Linked DNA regions of Homo sapiens: region 2 is linked to region 1. The links are chromatin contacts, found by Hi-C or POLR2A ChIA-PET in ENCODE. All regions are on one chromosome and are shown on one strand. Each heading gives the region's core, a stretch centred on a gene start or an enhancer-like site at or near the end of the contact. The rest is flanking DNA. Distances are from core to core; before and after follow the strand shown. Region 1 overlaps MED27 (mediator complex subunit 27). Region 2 overlaps NTNG2 (netrin G2).

What was found. Hi-C counts contacts between places; a loop is a spot of excess contacts on that map. ChIA-PET counts read pairs that join two places held with the same protein, here RNA polymerase II (POLR2A). Pooled maps may share reads with other maps.
Region 2: a loop to region 1 is called in a pooled map, with 2.0 times the contacts of the local background. The contact joins two enhancer-like sites. A Hi-C loop is called at or near these places in 2 of 50 pooled maps. POLR2A ChIA-PET finds 5 or more read pairs at or near these places in 2 of 52 experiments (SK-N-SH and activated CD4-positive, alpha-beta memory T cell).

What each region holds. Positions count from the first base shown.
Region 1 is chr9:131,887,178-131,891,803 of GRCh38, reverse strand. The region is part of intron 5 of MED27 (mediator complex subunit 27); the gene reads left to right. Among named protein-coding and RNA genes, the nearest start is that of RAPGEF1, 150 kb to the right of the region's middle. RefSeq lists an enhancer at 1,893-2,424. Within about 2 kb of position 1,914, at least 3 of the 41 ENCODE cell types and tissues checked have a DNase peak (open chromatin) inside an H3K27ac peak, as active enhancers do.
Region 2 is chr9:132,212,146-132,216,771 of GRCh38, reverse strand. All of the region lies in intron 3 of NTNG2 (netrin G2), which reads right to left. Among named protein-coding and RNA genes, the nearest start is that of NTNG2, 52 kb to the right of the region's middle. RefSeq lists an enhancer at 2,367-3,111. Within about 2 kb of position 2,636, at least 8 of the 41 ENCODE cell types and tissues checked have a DNase peak (open chromatin) inside an H3K27ac peak, as active enhancers do.

The DNA.
Region 1 (4,626 bases), core at 665-3,164:
CACCGCCTCACTTCTAGTCTCCAGTCTTGCTTCCCTCACAGTCTGTCCTTCACTTGGCTTCCAGAGCTGTCTTCCTAAAATACACATGCGAGCGGATGATTCTCTTTCTTTTTGCCATCTCCCCCTTGCCCAAAGCAGCCCTCCCCAAAGTAGGAAAGTAGGATATTAATAGATGTTAGGCAGAAAGCAATGCATGGTCAAACAAGTTTGAGAAACTCTGGGTTAGAGAAAGTTCAGTGGGTTTCTTTACTGTGGAAACCAGTTTGCTGATGTGCCTTATGAATATCTTACAGGGAGTAGAGAGTATGCAATATTTTCCTAACTTATTTGGCCACCAAATTCTTTTTATCTTCTTTTATTCTTAGAGCATATTGTGACATTGCCATTTTGTAGAATATACTTCTGAAAACTCTGGCTTGTAGCATAAAATCCAGACTCCTCTGCAAGGCGTCTAAATGCCTCATGGCGCAGCCTCTGCCTTCCTTTCTGACTTCATCTGGCATCATTCTCTACACACACCTCATCTTATCTCCAGCCGCGTGCTCCCTGTAGCTTCCATGACATGCCAGACTCTTTCACGTATTTGCACGTTTTGTGCCTTTTGCCCTGGGATCCCTCCTAGTCCAGCTGACAAAGTTTTACTCTTCCCTTTACAGTGGCTGAATGCCATCTTCCTTCCCATCCTGTCTCCATTTTCCCAAGAGCCTCTTTGCTTATGAACATGGGCTCTAGAGATGGCCGACCTGGGTTTGCCTCTCCTTACAGCACAGAGTTATCATCATTATCCATACACCCATAGAATTCAGAACAATCTTTTCCTAGTACTAGAATTGGTGCATCATGATTATTTACATGTCCATCTTGCAATTAATAAAAATACTAACAATACTAACATACGTTGGTCAGGCAGGCACTGCACAAAGCGAACTTTGCCCACGGTGGCTGTCGAATCCTCCTCACAGCATCATGAGACAGGTGCTGCTCTTAGACTCATCTTACACATGGAGAAACTGAGACCTAGAATGGTAACGTTGCCCACAGCCACACAGGGCTGGATCTCAATCCTGCATCTACCAGGAGCTCCTCAAGGGCACAGGCTCCATCGTGTGACTGTCTGTCTGTAGGGTGCACTTCTGTGCCAGGAGCACGGTAGGAGCCCAGTCCTGTCTGGGAGGAGATGATGAAAAAGCCTACTTGGGATATGAAAATGCTTAAGCTGGAATGGAAAGTGGAGAATCAAAAATGAGAAATGGGGACTAAAAGGAGCGGCAGTAATTGAAGTTGTAAATAAGTCAGAGGATAAAGGAGACACACGAGTAAAGGGAGACCTCAGGCCCTCCTGATGAGAGATTAGCCCGGCCTCTCTCTTTCTCCGAAGGAAAATGGCTGTACATTTGGGACCCTGGTTGACATCAGAAATGTGGTTGGACAGGAAGCCTTGCGTCCCCCTTTACAACTGTATGCGTTGGCCCAAGCAGTGCTTAAGCAGGGACCCTAAAAGTGGAAATTGCAAGACCGAGAGAACCAGGCCTCTTTGTTATTTTAAGGACACACTGACCACATTTGGCAGAGAAGCTCTCAAATGACTGTTCCACTCAGAATCTCATCCTAGCCAATTTGATTAGCCCCTTTTTTTCAGAGCACTTCACAAATGATAAAAATAAACCATGCAGACATTATTAGTGCTCTATTTTGAGTACTCTGTGTGTGTGTACTTTATTTATATACAATCTAGGCATTAGTGCAATTAATGTGTTGAATTGTCTGGCACATCCCAAATGAAATGTGGCGTCTGGAAGGAGCCCTTGGGGCCTGACATGTGTTCTACAAGAGCACGTTGTTGCTGGAGACGTCGCTGCTCCCGGGACGCAGCCTGCGTTTGCTGAGTTGGTGCCTAGGTGGCTGCAGGGGGGTGTTTTGCTGCAGTCTCCTGGAGCACAGCCACAGAGGCCCTGGGTGTGGCTCAGGAAGCCTCCTATGGGCTTAACTTCTGCCTCTGCGGTTGTCTCTGTCCTCCAAGCCCAAAGCAACCAGCACATTCGAAAGTTTCATTATCCTTCTTGCTGCTGTAGTGGCCCAGCACCACCCCTAATTTCCAGACCTTGCAGGTTTTTTCCCCATCAGAATCCAGCCCAGCAAGGCTATCACTTTGCACTTTGCACTTTGCTCTAACAACCACCGCCATGACCCTAGCATCCTGTCTCTTTACCTGCAATGCATATTTTTGATACCAAGGACCAATAGCCTGATTCCTCTAATAAAATAAAAATGCTTTTCAGACTTACCAACCACTTATTCATTGTACTCAGGGAGTAGCAAGAGCCACGACTCAGCATGTTAAAAGGCAGGATTGAAGATGAATACCTGGCCATTGTCCTGATTTTATACCAGTCAGACTTAACTGAAAAAAAAATGTGTCTCGTTCGAATTTAACTTTTTGGGGGATTTAGGTTATGTTAATGCTATAGCTTCATTAATTACCCCATATCAATAAAAAAGGCAGCTTTTAGCCTCCGAGCATAAGAGAGGAAAAGAAATGGTGGTATCAAAGGAAACCTTCAAAGACAGCCAGAGCTGTCTCCAGGGTAATTTCTGATCCCTGCATTCTTCCCACTTCAAAGTTGGCTGTGTGTGTGCATGTGGGTCGAGGGGGTGGGGAGCTGAATCTGATTTCTCTAATAAGTGTTGGCATCAGCCCTGTTTGATATCAGATGCAGGGAACATTTTGATTTGTTATAGCCTTTGAAATTGTTCAGATGACCTTCAGAAAAATGGCCTCTTGTTACTTCTAGGGGGAAGGGTGAAAGCCAGGGAAAGGGGAATCCAGTTTAATTCATATGCAGAGGATTCCCTGAAATTGTGCTTTCAGCAGTTTTTTAGTAACAAATGCATGTCCTGATTGAAAGTGAAAAGTTGAAGAATAATAGACCTGTAACACTGTGTTCTTGGGTGAGGCTCTTGTTCACTCTTATTCTCTGGGGAGGGTCAGCAGATTTGAGAGGGTGACCACATAGAAGTTTATGGTTTGGAAAATGTGGGTAACAACATGGAGAGATCCGTCACCATAGCTGGTTTGCAGCATTCTACCCAAACTGATAGGCCTATCACCTGTTCACCTTGCAAGACGAAGCTACTAAATAGAGGTTCTAAAAGTTGGAACCTCGTGTGGCTTACGAGTTTTATTTAGATAATTTTGAATCGATTCCACTGTTTTTTGAAATGAAGTATTGATAACTTTCTGATAAGCTGCCAAAATGTTCACTTGCTGTTACATGAATTTTAGTGGCAGTGGTTGTCACAGCAGCAGGCCTCAAAGCAGAACTATGCTCCCAGAAGAGCTGCGCAAGTGACAGCTTAGGGAGCGCGCAGCCCCGGCATCCTGCCTGCTGTCTAACTGGAAGGCAGTCTCTTCCTCCCAGGGTAAGAGCTGGGCCTCTGCACACAGACCTGGTTTCAAATTCCCCCACCTCGCATTAACTATGCAATGGTGGACAAGTCACCTAACTTCTCTGAGCCTCAGCGTCCTCATCTGTGAATTGGAAATGGTTTTATCAACCTCATGTTATTGCCAAAAGGATTTTAAAAGTAACGCAGGTAAAGGGCAGGCCGAATGCGTCATCTTCATCAGTAAATGGCATCCGCCCTTGCTGGTTGTGATGGAGGTGGTGGTGGTGGTCAGCATTGCAGACAGAATCACCTGCCTGCTGATACTGGGTCGCTCTGATTGTTCTTGTCAGTGAATAAATTTGATTTGTCACCATTTTCACCAGTTCTTCCTGTGTGTCAAGAGGTCTTTTGATGTCTTGGTGTTTGCCCTGAGAACAGACGTGTCTGTGCTGAAGCAATTGGTCATCTGCAAGGTTTGTTTTCATTTCACCTGAGAACAGACCACACCCCACCCTTAAAATACTTACTGCAATCCCCAGAGGCCAGGAGGCTGCTCCTGAGACTGCAGACTCAGCCACCAATTACCACAAGGTTGACTTTTGTGTTTTCAGATCTTTCTTATGCTTGCTCAGAATACTGAAGGGTGCTTCGCTTTCTTTTTCCTGACACTATAGTTCAGAATAATTTCTTGTTCATCAGGTTGAAGGTTTGCAGCTTCCAGAATGCTCCTTTTTTGAATATTGCAGCCAGCAAAGAATTGGTAGCCATGTCTGCCTCTGCAGTAAATAAGCTGAAGCTAATAAATATTCACTTGGATCAGTCCTGGCTCCCTGAAATGAATTTCTGAAATCTTCCTGGCCCTGAGGAGAGGCAGGGCATTGACTCCAGAATGCTCATTTCTGGCTTTCTTTGGCATAAATCTAGCAGAAAATCAAGTACGAACCACCTGCTGTGCACTCCTAGCAAAAGAGGGCCCTATGGTTAAGGGGTCCCTTTTTCACCCATGCGCACCAGGTAAATAGACCGTATTATCTAAGGTCCTTCTGTCCCAGATGGTAGGAGCTTTTCCCTAGGGTCCTGAATAATACATTTAAACCTTTTAAAAAGAGCATCATCCTCACTTTGAATAAATGTGGTGTGTTTTGAGAATCCACAATGAGGCTGGAGAGGCCATGTTTTCATTAAACCAATGCATATTTTTCTCTAGATTTTTTTAAATTAAGACATTTTGCAGATACT
Region 2 (4,626 bases), core at 1,387-3,886, 320 kb before region 1:
ATTTCCCCTTCTTCTGTGGGATCAATTTTCCCAAGCGATCGCTCTCTGAATTTGACCCTCAGGAACCATCAATCTCACCAGAAAACCATCACCTGGGCCACCTGATCCCCCGACACAGCACTTTTCAGCTCATCCATCAGAAAGGATGATTTAATAATGAACATAGAGATAGGGCATGCTGGCCAGCCCATGAGGCCAGCGGACCCCTCCCAGGCCACCAGGGCTGTTCCCTCTCCACCCCTGCCCCACTGCAGAATCCTACGGCTTTAGCTCTTCAGACGGCAGCAAGAACGCTCCATGGGACACACACACACACACACACACACACACACACACACACACATACACACACACACAGAGAGAGAGAGAGAGAGAGAGAGAGAGAGAGAGGCTGAGTCAGCAGCCAGATTCTTACCCAGGTTTTGCTACTGATTGGCTAGGTGACCTTGAGCAAGTCACTTCTCTGGGTTTAATTTTTGGTAAATGTCTAACACACTGCCTGGCACACAGTAGGTGCTCAATGTTTGCAGAAAGAAGCAAGGGAGGAAGGGGATAATGCATGGGAGCTCTGTGTGCAGCAACCGGCATGGAGCACCTGCTGGGTTAAAGGCCGGTGAGTGTCACGGCTGGGCTGCAGCACCAGGTAGCGCGGTGGCCAGACAGTCGGGTTCAAACCTCTGACCCCTCAAGCTAGGCAAAGGCAGGAAGGTGACCAGCCTTGGGGAATCAGTCGGTGTCCTGTAACCCTAGGAAGTGGCTGTTTCCATGTGGCAGGACTGTCAAGGGTCAGGGAAGGGCAAGCTGAGCTGGTACCCTCGAGGGCTCAGCACTGGGTCTGGCACAGAGCATGCCCTCCGGAAACGTCAGCTATTATTATTGTTGCTATTGTCAACAGCCAACAGGTGATAGAGGGAGGGACGGAGATGAGAGTACATGGGCTCCCAGGTGCCAAGATCGGCCTTACCTGGCAGCCCTGAGGTGCCTGACCCCAAGGGCAGGGCCCCTTATTCATGCTGTCCCGTCCAACACCCACCCCAGAGCCTCTCTCAGAGCCTGCAGCTCCCCAAAATAGAGATAATCAACCTATTCTCCAGGCCCCTGGGGCGCCCCAAGAGGTGACACACCCCCTGGCCTCTTGGAGGATTCAGTAACATATTGCCAGATATTTATCCTTTATTTATTTACTTATTTTGAGATGGAATCTCGCTTTGTCATCTAGACCGGAGTGCAGTGGTTCGATCTTGGCTCACTTCAACCTCCACCTCCTGGGTTCAAGCAATTATCCTGCCTCAGCCTCCCGAGTAGCTGGGATTACAGGCGCCCGCCACCACACCCGGCTAATTTTAGTATTTTAGTAGAGATGGGGTTTCACCACGTTGGCCAGGCTGGTCTCAAACTCCTGACCTCAAATGATCCGCCCACCTCGGCCTCCCAAAATGCTGGGATTACAGGTATAAGCCACCATGCCTGGCCCCCACTGGCCTCTTGGAGTCATTTCCCCACAGAGCCCCATGCCACAATGGTTGCCAGATTTCCCAAATAAAAATACAGGACACTGAGTTACATTTGAATTTTAGGCCTGGTGCAGTGGCTCATGCGTGTAATCTGGGCACTCTGGGAGGCCCAGGCAGGAGGATTACCTGAGAACAGGAGTTTGAGACCAGCCTGGGCAAGAAAGTGAGACCCCCCCCCCCAATCTCTACAAAAAAATTAAAAAAAACACAAAATTTATCAGGGCATGGTGGTGAGCACCTGTCATCTTAGCTACTTCGGAGGCTGAGGCAGGAGGATCGCTTGAGTCCAGGAGGTTGAGGCTGCAGTGAGCCGTGATTGTGCCACTGCACTGCCCTTCAGCCTGGGTGACAGAGCAAGACCCTGTCTCTAAAAAAAAAAAAAATTTTTTTTGAATTTTAGATAAATAACTAATGATTTTGTTAGTACAAGTATATTCCATGAAATATTTGGGACATACTTACCCTAAAAAACAACGATTCCCTTGTTTATCTGAAATTCAGGTTTAACTGGGTATCCCGTATTTCATCTGGCAGGCCCACCTGCTACCCGGCTCACCCGTGTGGCTGTCTGGCCCCTCTGCTCAGACCCTGACTTCTCTCACGGCCTGACATGGGGCGCACTCACTTGCTTGCTGGAAGCTGGCCCTGCTGCCAGCAAGGACAGAGCCACAGCCACCTTTTCAGCTAAGTTTCCCTTTTTCTTGAATGGATGAGTCCCTAGTAAGCCCCTGGAGACCACAACTGTTAGTAGGCAGCACCGGGCCTCACCTCCAGGGGAGAGCCCAGCCCAGATAACACCAGTTCTCTGGGAAACGTGGCAGGCCCAGCTGGGGGCCTGACAGCCACATGAAGGATGACAGGGGCCCTGGCCCGTGCCAGGCAGGAGCGTGCCCTGCGCTGCAGGGAGGGGCAGGCAGTGCCTGGGAGCTGCTGCGGGGGCACCATCTGGACCCGGGCCTGGCACCGTCACTCCACAAAAATCGTGAGCGGGGCCCTTCCCTCCTCCCAGGGAGAGAGGAGCGGGGGGTTTGGAGAGTCTCCCAGACAGGAGGGCGGGTGGAATGTAGGTCAACTCCTGGCTGCCGGAAAGAGTGATGTCATCCACTCCTTGCGGGGAATGACGGAGGAAGCGGTGAGTTTGGGTGAGCGAGCCAGGGATGGTGCTGGAGCTGGGCAGGGAGGAGGAGGCCCCAGGGCTGGCTCTCTGCAAAGGCAAAGCCCCACGGGGATTTCAGAGTGTTCACGGCAATGGCTCTGAACTGGGGTGGGCAGGTGCTGGGCTGGGAGAGCTAGTCCCCAACTTGTCTCAAAGCACCTCTTTGCAGGACCATGGGGGTTCCTGGTCATTAATCACATTGCCTGGTCCTTCTTTCCTGGTATGTTACCACCCGTCCCCACATTATTACATGTCGTGTATACTGAGACTGGCCTCGCAGAGCTCTGGTACCTTGGGGGCTAAAGTTAGACTACTATTTTAACACAGCCAGCAATGTTTTCCAATTTCTCTTGCCAGATAGCGCATTTATCTTTGGGTGAAGAGTGTTCTTTTGTTTTGGGAAAAAACATTTTTCATGAGCCTCTGGGTTATGGGCAAAATAACCTAAAGCAAATCCCAGATCTTACGGTGGCTTGGAGATGCTCACAAGGGAGGCTGGCGTGTTCTGCAGGATGAAGGAGGAGGCTGAAGCAACAAGGGCCCTCGCTTTCTGAGGACTCACAGAGCTGGGGTTGGGGACCTGGACTGCAGTGAGGAATGATGCTGCCCTGGGAGGGGGCTGCGGGCTTACATGGCCAAGAGGTTTCTCCTCCCCAGCCGGTGGGTGGCCGTGGCCAATGGATGGACGATGGACGGCCTCAAGGTTGGTGATGGCTAATGGAAATCCTCTCAAGTCCTTCTTTTTTTTTTTTTTTTTTTTTTTTTTTTTTGAGATGGAGTCTTACTCTGTCATCGCCCAGGCTGGAGGCTGGAGTGCAGTGGCACGATCTCAGCTCACTTTAACCTCCGCCTCCCAAGTTCAAGTGATTCTCCTGCCTCAACCTCTTGAGTTTCCAGGATTATAGGCATGCACCACTATGCTTGGCTAATTTTTAATTTATTTTTGTATTTTTAGTAGAGACGAGGGTTTTACTATGTTGGCCAGGCTGGTCTTGAGCTCCCGACCTCAGGTGATCTGCCTTCCCAAATTGTTGAGGTTACAGGCATGAGCCATTGTGCCCGGCCTCAAGTCCTTCTTTTCTACATGGTAATTCCCATCTGCTATGCCCAGGCCTGAGTCAAGACGTCATGAAACACTGTGGCCTGGGGATCTTGGTCTTCTTTGGGGGGTTGGGAGAGATGTGTCCTTGGCTCAGGCAAGCAGTGTGGGGAGATGGGCAGCAGCCAGAGAAGAAACAAATGGTCAGGAGGGAAGCCTGCAGAGGCCAGCTTGAGTAAGAGGTGACAAGTGACCAGGGGACACACGGATTTGAGGATCATGGTGAAAGGAACATGGTAGCAAACTGCACTTCTAGCTAATTCATGGGATGGGGAAGCCTTGGGCACTAGAGGGAAGGAGGCTGTTGGATGCTGGAGAACTTGGGACTGTTTGGGTCAAAGGACTGCCATTCAAACCTGAGATCCTGAGAAAGCGAGGAACCAACAACAGAGCCGTGGGGGCAGAGGGGAGGTCTGGGTGGTCTGGGTTGGTCGCCTGGCGCAGCCTGGCTTTTCCAGGGTAACATGGACAAATGCTGGCTGCTGCGCCTCCTGGAACGCAATCAGGCCGGCAATTGAGTTCATTGGCTAAATCAAATTTGGGCTTCTGTGCGAAGCCCTTTTCTATTAAGTGCTTTAACATACCTCACCTCCTCAGTCTATTGATAAATCCTATTACCCATTACAAAGCCAGAGGCAGCTTCCTTGCACACAACACAGAGGCTGACGGGCGGGTGCTGGGAGGCTTGGGTGTGCGGCTTAGGGGTGACACGGTGGGTATGACCAGGGCCTGCGAAGGCACCCCCAGCCTAAGCAGCCTAGCTGACTTCAGCAAGGTTTCTTCTTCCCCTGCAGGAAGGCCCAACACCCCCGAGGGAAGGACCAGGCCCAGGTGGTAGCCCAGAGAGGCCCATTTCT